2 separate regions of the Mus musculus genome follow, and region 1 is linked to region 2. A link is a contact called in ENCODE Hi-C data. All regions are on one chromosome and are shown on one strand. Each heading gives the region's core, a stretch centred on a gene start or an enhancer-like site at or near the end of the contact. The rest is flanking DNA. Distances are from core to core; before and after follow the strand shown. Region 1 holds the start of Kif13b (kinesin family member 13B). Region 2 holds the start of Msra (methionine sulfoxide reductase A).

The links. Hi-C counts contacts between places; a loop is a spot of excess contacts on that map.
Region 1: a loop to region 2 is called in a map of heart, with 2.0 times the contacts of the local background. The contact joins the promoter of Kif13b here to the promoter of Msra in region 2. A Hi-C loop is called at or near these places in 2 of 37 maps with a recorded cell type or tissue (T-helper 17 cell and heart).

Annotation. Positions count from the first base shown.
Region 1 is chr14:64,649,960-64,655,276 of GRCm38, forward strand. Kif13b (kinesin family member 13B) reads left to right here and starts at 2,582. Exons shown (of 40, transcript NM_001081177.2): 1 at 2,582-2,697. The coding sequence starts at 2,643.
Region 2 is chr14:64,439,612-64,445,153 of GRCm38, forward strand. Msra (methionine sulfoxide reductase A) reads right to left here and starts at 1,429. Exons shown (of 6, transcript NM_001253712.1): 1 at 1,099-1,429. The coding sequence starts at 1,234.

The sequences.
Region 1 (5,317 bases), core at 1,332-3,831, 210 kb after region 2:
ATATCTCACATCTATTTTCAACCTCTACAGAACACCTACCCCATCCAAGGTTGTCCATTTACAAAACAAAAGCACAGAGTGCTTTTTCTCTCTTCTCTTCCCATTCCCCTCCAAGGTGACTAGGCAGAAACCAGGGCTTTCCCTCCTCTTGGCAACCCACTGCACCCCCCGCCCCCCAGCACGCTAACTTGAACAGCTCCAGTTTCGGTTTATCTGGCTGTGGAGCCCCTGGGGCTCTCCAGGCTGCAGGTTGTAACCTGCAGCTAGCTGTCTTTCCTCTCTCACCTGTCGCTGGGTGGTGACTTACAGGCCTTAAGAATCTTCTGCATCTTCACTGAGGATCAAGAGACCTTGAGTCCAAAGGGAGACTAACCACAATTCCTCAGGGCCTTTGTCCTGAATTTCCATGTAAATAAAATTTCCTGTTGAAACTTCTTAACCTTCTTTTTTCTTATCTCACTGCCCCAGTTTAAAAAGCTAGAGTGGGGCTGGGCATTGAAGCTCACATCTGTAGTCCCAGTAGTTGGGAGGCTGAGGTAGGAGCTTGGAGCCTAGACTCGTCTCAATTTATGGCAATCTTCCTGCTTCGGTTTGCTGAGTGCTGGGATTATAGTATGTCCAGTGCTATTCCTGTTTGATTTAGTGTTACTAACATATAGTAAGGGTCATTAATGCACCCCAAATCTGACTTTTGTGTTGGCTAAACAGAACATGTTTGTAGGATAGACTTGGTGCACAAACCACCAACCAGCAGTCTCTGTGAGGCTGATAAACAGTATTTACACTTTGGTTTCATTGACTCACACGATAAATGTCACTGCAGGTTGGGTGACACAGGGTCTCCACTTTACACATTAAAAAAGATGAAATTTGAGTGGCCAAATAAGTTGACCGTGACCACAGGTTGGCAAATGAGTGGGATTTGAGTTAAGTTTGTTTCCATAACCCAAGGTTATGACTCAGAGGATGCAGAGGCTGTGGTCAAGGTTGAATGCATCCATTTATCCTGAAGGATAAGTCAGTAAAGAAACAAGAGGGGGACAAGGCAGTCAGAGAAAATCATCAAAATCAAGGATCAAACCCAGAGGTCTTAAAAAGGAGAGGAAGAGGTTTTCAGATGAAGGGTCAGTTCTTGGACACCGTAGTCTCAATACAGATTGCTAGAGTTTAAGAGTCCTGCAGAATCGAGGTGAGGCGAGGTGCAAACCTTTAGCTCCAGCACTTAGAAGGCAGAAGCAGATGGATCTCTGAAGTGGAGACCAGTCTGTCTACTGAGTGAGTTTACAGACCAGCTAGGGCTAGATACAGAGGCAGGCGAGAGAGGCCTCAGGTCTGTTATTCCAGCTACTTGAGAGGGTGAGACAGGAAGATTGCAAGTAAAAAGCTAATTTGAGCAACTCATGTGGACCTCTATCAAAACCCAAAGCACAGGGGCTGGAGAGCTGGCTCACTGGGCTCTATTCTCTGCCCCTATGTGGTGGCTCGCAACTCTCTGTAATTCTAGGTCCAGGGGATCGGATGCCCTCTTCTGAATTCAGCACAGGCATACAGATATACATTCAGGCAAACATCCATAAACATAAAAAAAGAAGAGAAAAAGAAGTAAAAAAACAAAACAAAACAAACCCCAAAAACCCCACCCATCCAATGAAAAACTATAACAAAACTCCAAACAGGGCCATTGAGATGGTTCAGTGGGTAAATGTTCTGGCTTGCTAGCCAGATAACTGAATTCCATCCCTAGGACCCACAGGGTAGATAGAAGGAGAGAACTGACTCTTGAAAGTTGTCTTTTGACACATGCTCCCACATGTGTACACACACACACACATCCAATAAATAAATAAATAAATAACAAGTACATTACACAGAAGGGGAAAGGCCCAGCACCAACAAGGCAGTGTATGTATTTTCCCAGCTCACTAGCCCATTCCTATTCTTAGAAGTGCCTTTTCTTTCTTTCTTTTTCTTTTTTCTTTTTTTGAGACAGGGTTTCTCTTTATATTCCTGGCTATACTGGATCTCATGCTATAGACCAGACTGGCCTCAAACTCAACAGCGATCAGCCTATTTTTGCTTCCCAAGTGCTGGGGTTAAAGGCCTGTGACACCATGGCCAGTTGGCTTTCTCTTTCTTAATAAACTATCTCTACTTTTATTATCTCAAAAAATAATAAAAGGAAGGCTGGGAATATAACTCAAGGATAGAGCGCTTGCCTACCATTCATAAAGTGCTAATTTTAATGTCCAGAAAACTCTCCACACGCACACAAAAGAGAAGTTAGGTGTTGCGGGATGGACAGGGAAAATCCTGCAACAGATAGGAAGGAAGGAAGAGAGAGGAAGAAGTAAAGAAAGAGAAGGAAAAGAAAGGAGAGGGAGGTACAGGAACAGCGGCACAATTGTAAAACGGCGACAGATGACTACAAGTTCCAGAGAGCGGCGCGCGAATTTTCCCGCCAGCGCCTCGGCCTGACTTGTGGGAACTACACATCCCAGCATGCCCCGGGACGCACCGGTCCTCGCCCCTCGTCGGTCCCGCCCCCTTTTCCCCCACAGCCCCCGCCCGCCGGGTTGGCCTCGGAGAGTTTGTCCGGTGGCCGAGGTAGACGGAGGTGCAGTGAGAACCCCGGCGGTAGCACGATGGGAGACTCCAAAGTGAAAGTGGCGGTACGGGTCCGGCCAATGAACCGACGAGGTGAGCGCTTGTCCCGGGCCGGGGGCGACAGGTGCCTGTGGTGGTAGAGCTTCGGCGTCCCGGGGGTCTCGGCGGGCTCCCTTCAGCGCGCGTGCGCCCTCGACGGCGCGGTCGGGCCCTCAGCCCTCCGCCCCGCCAGCTGTCACCGAGCTCTCCAGGCCTGGGGCAGCTCCGGCCTCGCAGTCCTCCTGTGTACGCAGCTCTTAGGGCGGACAGCCCTACTTTTCGATTTTCCACGTTCTCCCTTGAACCTGCACCTTGTGGCTGTTTGCAGAAAAGGAAGGACATGCATGCCTTCTTAGTTCTTTTCTGGTTTATGACTGTCGAGAGGTTTCCTTTTTTTCCTTTTGCTTGAAGTGATAGTCATCATCTCAACAATAAATAGTCTCAGTGCCAAGATTCTTGGGAAATTGTATCTTTCAGACATGCTCTGAAGTCTGTAGGGAGGGTAGAGAAAGTAGATAAACCCAGGACACGTAAATCATCTATCCAAGTTGGAAAGACTGAAGCCCAACTTGAATCCGGGGAGTAGCTGCTTTTTGCCTCTGTAGCTTCACCAGAGGGTGACTGGGCAGGGTACTTAAAATGAGGTGATGTGTTTGAAAACACTTTCTAGACAAGTCTTGTTATTGAGGTTGCTGCCGCGCTCCCGGGAGATGGAATTGCTGCTAATTGATTTAGACTACTGACTAGCTAGAGCCATTATTAAGTGCAGGAGTCATTTTCCAAGGTTTCTAGTTTGTTTTACTGTGTTTAAAGTCTAGTGTGTAGGAAATAGTTTTTCTGTCTCCTTGCCCTTTTGTGTATGTATTGAGGTAAGTAGGTGTAAAAGTTAACAAAGATTTCTCTGGTTGGTTGTTCCTTGGGAACTTGGTGTCTCTGTTTTCTTGTCGTTGGTTTGCCTACTTGAACCTGCTGAAGTCTATGAGGCAAGCTTTTCCCCTGAAGACGGAACTTTTTAAGCTCTCAGCTCATTGCCTCCTAACATCCAGGTTCTCACAAAACAGAGTGAGTAGCTTAGAAGTCTGAAAGTTTTCAGTTCTCCCATTTTTTGAGTATCCAGACATCTTTATTTTAGATCACTTCACCTCATTGTGATCATTACTGCGATTAAAAAAAAACTAAAGAAAAAAAGAAAACAGCCAAATGAAATCCGACATATCTGGGAATGATTCGGAAAGGAAGGGTTCAGCACATTCTTAAAATTTCCTTTTTGCAAAACCCTTGGAAATGTCAGTGCTGAAGGAGGCCTCTAACCAGCCACCACAGCAGGGTTTGGCACAGATAGTTAGAGCCGGACTCTTCCTTGTTTTCTCTTACTGGGAGGAAGCTACTGTCTTTAATTTGCTATGCTTGTAATTCTGACAGTGGCTGTTACTAATGCTCAGAGTTTTGAGATATTCGTTGAATGATTTCTAGCTGTTCCTTGTATTCCTTCCTTTCTCTTTCTTTCCTATTTTTGAGACTGGGTCTCTGTACATAGCCCTGGAACTCATTATGTAGACCAAGCTGGCCTCAGATTCATAGAAATATGCCTGCCTCTGCCCAGATCTTTGGTGCTGGGATTAAAGGCATTCGCCACAACACCTGACCCTTCTTTTCTTTTTAAAACTTAGGTGCTAAGGATCTGAACTCTGGTCCTCACTTGGTTTTCATCCATTAAACCATCTGAGTTCAACCAACCACCCAGGCATCTCCCCAGTCCTATTTTTTTTTTTTTTTTCATTTATTTAGAGGCAGTCTCTGTGTAGACCAGGGTGGCCTGGGACTTGCAGTCATCTTCCTCCCTCAGCCTCCTGAGTGCATTGCAGGGGTGCACCAACCACTCCTGGCTGAACTCACTTTAAAATGAATGTTTACAGTTTGGCCCCATTGTCCAGTGGCAGCTGCCCCGTAGTCTCTTTGCTTACTCTGTCTTCTGTTTCTAGTGCTCATCATAGATAATTTCTTCATCTACAGGTTATTATGCAATATAATAGAGAGGAATCTTAAAGCTTGTTATTTCTGAGTTGGCATCTTGAATTCCTATGAAAAGGGAGTAACAAAATTGAGCTCCTTTTTGCTGAGTTTGAAAAGAATTCTATTTAAGCATTGCTTCTGGGGAATGTAGTGTTTTAAGGGATAGCATGTGGCTGTCAAGTAGTTGGGTCTAGTCCTGAGTGCTCCTGACTCAGTGTGTATGTGCGGGAAGTGTCCTGAGGATTGACATGGAGACAGGCTGAGACTGGGTCACTGGGTTGTATTTCTGATCATAGACTCTGTTGTTTGAGTGACATTTGTGTCTTTTGAGGGAAGTCCAAAGGTTTCCAGAACTCTTCAGGGTAGGGTTCGATTCTTGTGTGACTCAGTGGCTGGTTGTGCTTAAGGGGGTTCAGTTTTTCTGCTTAACTGTCTGTGGGGTTGGGAAAATTAATTGAATATTAATTGGTAGTTCCTAATTTAATGATAACTAGAGTTGTAGTGGTTAATTTGTCAAGATAAAGAAAGGAAGTGTGTGTGTGTCTATGTGTTTGTGTGTCGTCTGTCTCTCTGTCGATGTCTGTAATCTTAAAACTTGGTGGAGGCAGAAGGATCTCTGAGGTGAGTCTGGGCTGTGTACATAGTAAAGTTGCTTTTTTAA
Region 2 (5,542 bases), core at 179-2,678:
AGATCAAGATAAGATATTTCCACTGTCCACAGAAGTATCCAGTAGCCTTGTGATTACGGGTCAGGTCAACGGATCGCTGGCCTCCAGGTTTATGACGCCTAACTCCAAACTAGAAAGATACCTAGAGGCCTATAATTTGTCAGCTCCTGCCCTAAACCCCTCTCCTCAACCCTCTCTGCCTGAAGATAAATGGAGCCTGAAAAAAAAAAAAAAAAAAAACAGTTTACCTGGCCACCTTCTTCTGGTTTTGCTAACTTACCAAATAAGTCATTCTCTTTGTCCCCACTCTTTCTAAAATATTCAGGTCCCTTTCCAAGTGGAAAGCACATGAACTTGGATTCTGTACTGGGAACAGTGAGAACCTTTCAGGAACGAATACTCCCAAGAGTGGGGGGTTAGAAACATTACAATAGGGCTGACAAGGTAAAAGGTCAACAAGAACTACAATCCGATTTCAACTCCTAGGTCCTAAGTGGTGCAAGGAGAAAACTGAGTCACACAGGTAATCAGCTGATCTTCTCACGTGCGCCTGGGGCTTAAGGGAGCACACACAGACACCTCTTAGAGGCTTCATCCATAGCACGTGGAGTTTCTGCAAACGGGGGAGACAACCCAGCATGCCCTTGAAATAACTACAAACTGGGGAGGGTTCTTGCAACCAGCTCTGGCCGAAAATTACACTTCAAAACCTAAGTTCCCAGCGTTGTTAGGTCTGCCTCCAGCGCTTCCATGAACTGGCACCGCTAGACGCTCCTAGAGGCCTAGGTGAAAAGGAAGACTAAGGCTGGGCTCCCACCAGACTCCACTAGCCCCAAATACGGAGCTGCAGACCAGCAAACGGGCTGGGTCGATCCCAACGCTAAAGTCTTTCAGAGCGAGACTCAAACAAAGAGAAGCACGCAGGCAGGAGACTGCCCAGCTGAGCTCCCGCCCTTCCCGGGCTGGGGGGCGGGAGAACTGGGGGGAGGGGGGGATTCGCTGCTTCTTTGCGCACGCGTAGACTCCGACCTGGGACCCACCCGCGGTCCCGCACGTCTTCTTCCGGGAGGGCGCTGTGCGCAGGCTCCACGCGCATGCTCAGCAGCCGTGCCACCTTACCTGTTACAGGGATCGGCTCGGTGCGTCCCGGCAAGGCTTCCTCTGCGGAGATGACTTTCGAAGCTGAGTCGCCCATCCTCCGTACCGGGTTGGCGCTAGAGAGGAGCTGGAGAGCCCTTCTAGAGGCGGAGAGCATGGGCGGCGTGTCCGTCTCGCGGGGCAGACCTCCAGGCCTGGCTGTCTCTGAGGGACAAAGTTCCCAGAGTACGTGAAGCCGCGCGGGCCAAAATTGATGCTGGCTGGGCGCCACCGCGGGAGGTCAGAGTTGCTGCCGTTTCTCCACCTCCGCAGCCAGGGTTCCGGGTGCGATGTACTCACTCAACCACAAAGTAGAAAAGGGAAATCAATGTGTGTGCATAAAAAGGCAGCGAGCTAGAAGAAAGGCAGACCTATAAGAGGATGGCTAGATGGACAGCTAGGAAATTTGTCTATTTCTATCGGAACCATCTTGATAAGTCACATCGATCCAAAGTGAAACCAAAGCACAATTCTCAACACCACAAAGGATCAAGTACTCAACATGAAATATAAACATATAGTGTGTGTACGTGTATAAATGTATAAATACATTCTTCAGCGCATCTCACAGCCCATAAAGTAAACAATGTAGGCACAAATACATTGTTAAACGCTTTATGTGAATGAAGTTAATGGTGAAGTTGGACCAGACGGACTTCAGAAATTATGAGAGAATATTCCTAAACTGAATCTCTAGCCTTAATCTTTAGGTGGCTAGGACCAGATGAGTGATTTCAGAGGTCCTGTATGAGATTTTTGATTTACACACTGCCAAAATGGGCGGGTAGTCTCACATGAAGGAAGGAACTGAGGATTAGCGCCCACAGGGATTTGAAGCTTTGAAGCTAAGCTTCTCCGTGGGTTTAGTTACCACTTTGTGTTCATGTGGGACTGTAATATAAGGACTAGGATTAGTGTACTGCATAGAATGTTGCCAGACACACAACGTTAAACAGATTAAGGTGTTTGTCTTATAATGTAAAAGTCTCCTGGGCCAACTTGTTCTCAACAGTTTACTTGTGGCTTGCTTTTGCTGTGACATTATGCCAAGCAGGTTCTTTCTACGAGGCCTTGCCTGAAACCATCCCAAGATCCAAGATGTCCCGTCCAGGCTTGAAGAGGGCCTGGTCACTAAAAAAAAATGTGTTAAAAAAAATTGTACTTGTAATTTACTGCCCTTTGACACACAGTGACTTGCTTTTTCTGTTTTGTGGTTGACAGAACAAGGGTCATGCAAGAAAAACTTCGTAACTAAATACTGTGTAACGGAAGAATTTGTAATGTTAAGGGAAACTGCTTGTGTAATGTTAGGTATCCCAGAACCACAGTCCATAATATTTAGTATGTAAGATATATATATATATATATATATACACACACACACACACACACATTTCTACTTACCTACCAAGGGGAAATGAGTTTAAAAAAATAAAGTAAAAGCATTGTTTAGAGTTTTATTATTCAGAGTAGTGGGTCTCTTACTAAAGTTTCTTTCCTGCCTTGTGGTCCTAGAAATCCAACTCAAAACACCAAGCTTGGTGGCAGGCACTTTTACCTGCTGAGCCATCTCTCTGGCCCCACTTTAAACATTTTGAGGGTTCTGTGTACACTGTTTAAATGTTTTCAATGATCCTAATGGTTGTACTATACTCATGCAAGCATTTTGAAAGAAAGAAGCATCTCAATTTCTTTAAAGTTTCCTTCATACAAGTTTAACCTTATTTAACAAACTAGCTGTGTTGGCTGAGTTGTTTCCTGGCTTGTTTGTTGATTACAAAGTCTCTCTCTGTAGCCGTGGCATGGAATTCAAAGACCCACCTGCCTCTGCCTCCTAAATCCTGGGATTAAAGCTGTGGCTACCATATCAAACCTCTGAGATTTGTTTTTTGAGGAGAGAAAATAATTATGCTATTTTCAGGACTAAGCATTGCTTTTCCTTTAGACTCCAACAACTTCCTTCTGAGCCAGCCTCCATATTTACTGTCACGTGCTGTAATTACATCCTAATTACACTCAGGCTTCTGGCAAGTTCTAACAATTTATATCCTTCAAGATACGGTGTTCACATTCTCTTGGGCAACAACAAAGAATCTCAGAACACAGCAGGTTCAAGAAAGTAGATTATTTCTCCTAAGGATGTCACTCTAGAAGAAAACGGTCTTCCACTAAGCAGGACCCTGGCTCTTCTTCGATAGTGAGTGAGCTAAAAAGAGAGCTCAGTCATGCTCATTCTTCTGGGCCTCAGTCTAGACCCAGAACCTACACAAAAATTCTGGGCGTGGCAGCACACTCGCTATAGATAAGGGTGCAGCATAAACTGGACCATGCCATGGGTAGAATGAAGGGTTTATTGGCAAGCAAACTAACCAAGGTGTCTTGGCACAGGGCAGAGAGCCAAACAAACCAGCAGAAAAGCAGGTGTTATGTGACAACAAGCTGTCTTATCTGGGTTACCTGGGTTGATTGGGAACTAGGAGCCTTTGCCTGAGGTAGTTGACTTTGGGAAAAGATTAAAGGTGGTTCCTGGCAAACGGGACCTTCATTAGATCTGATTTTCTAGTAAACAGAAACCTGCCTTTAAGCTTGTTGACCTGGTAACAATCCTACTGCTTACCTTGCCGAAGTCCTTCTGTAGGACAGTCATCAACACTGCCATTTTGGGGTGCCACTTTGGACCTAACACTCATAACCTAAGCACTGGGGAGGCAGAAACAGGAAGATTTCTGAGGCTTACTACCCAGCCAATTTAGTTAGCTTACTTGGTGAGCTCCAAGCCAGGAGGCCCTATCTCAAAAACAAACAAACAAACAAACAAATACAATAAACACAATAAATACAGTACATCCAAGGAATGGAGAAATGATATCAAGTGTTGAATTCTGATCTCAACAAGCATACAATCAAATGAACCACACAACAACAGGAAAAACTAGCATGATGGTGCAAGTCTGTAACCCCAGTATTTGGGAAGTGGAGGTACCTTAGTTAGGGTTTCTATTACTGTCAAGAGACACCGTGCCTGAGGCAACTCTTATAAAGGAAAATTTTAACTGGGACTGGCTTACAATTTCAGAGGTTTAGTCATTGATCATCATGGTAGGAAACATGGCAGCATCCAGGCAGACATGGTGCTAGAGAGGTAGCTGAGAGTTCTACATCTTGATCCACAGGCAGCAGAAGGAGACTGCATTCCATACTTGAGCATAAGAGACCTCAAAGCCCATTCTCACAGGATACACTTACTCCACCAAGGCCACACCTCCTAGTAGTGCTACTCCCCATGAACCAAGCATTCAAACACATGACTCTACGGGGAACGAAACATACCTATTCAAACTATCACAGGAGGCAAGAGTGCAAGGCTGGCCTCAGCTATACAGTGAGTTTGAAGCCAGCCTGAGCTCCATGAGCTCTGTATCCAAACCAAAAAACAATAAAAACCCTATGAAAGAATCAACATAGAAAAGCATTTTCATCTAGCATGGATTAGGAAGCAGATTGTTATCTAAGGATCTGGTTGCATACGACTTCCCTAATTGAAACATATGTGTTTCTGGCTCGCCAGTGTCAGTGTTCAGCCGTTTTACTTTACTAGGCATCTGTACTACAACTAGTCATAGATTCTGCTAGAAGCTTCCTTGGTTTGCCAGGTAGCTGTGTCCCATCACAGGCTAAGCCTCAGTGGGATCACGCACATGGAGGACTCGGGCCTTCTGAAGAAGAAAAGGCCAGTGACTCAGAGAAGTTGCTCAAGAGCCAACAAGTGCCTAGCATTTGGCTGTCACCTCTACTCTATTAAACTGCAAATACAGCAAAGGTGCCCTGGCATGCTCACACAGATAAGGTTTCACTTACCTCAGTCGAGAGACACCCTTATAAATGAATAAACAAAAAGCTTAAGTGACATTTACATTTGCATACTTATAACCAAGTGGCTTTATATACAGCCTGTCTCCAGAAGATACAAAGCTGTCTGAAGAATTTAATTAATTGCATGGATTATTTTACTGAATTTTTTAAGGGGAAGATGAAATGAGAATAGCCTTCATTACAAAGCAGGAGGCTCCTGTTAGCTCTGCATGCTTTATTTTTAACCTTCGCTCCAACCCCTTTTCAAAGTTTTATAGGTAAAGAAACTCAGGCTCAGAAAGATGCCCAAACAAACAGGTACTAAGGGGAGGAACTTGGATTCAAATCTGAGTGTTCCCAAGTTCCAAGGTCAAGGTCACAGCTTTACAAAAAAAAAAAAATCTAGGGTGGACCTGGCTGAGATAAATGCCTCACTTCTTCAGCACTGACTTTGTTGGTTGGACCTGAGTGGAACACAGAAGGGAATGATTTGGGTAAAAGGTAAAAGCAGCCCACTTCAGGGTCCTTCTCAAGAGGAAGTATGTGTCTCCCACCATTCCTTCACCTCGAGTTT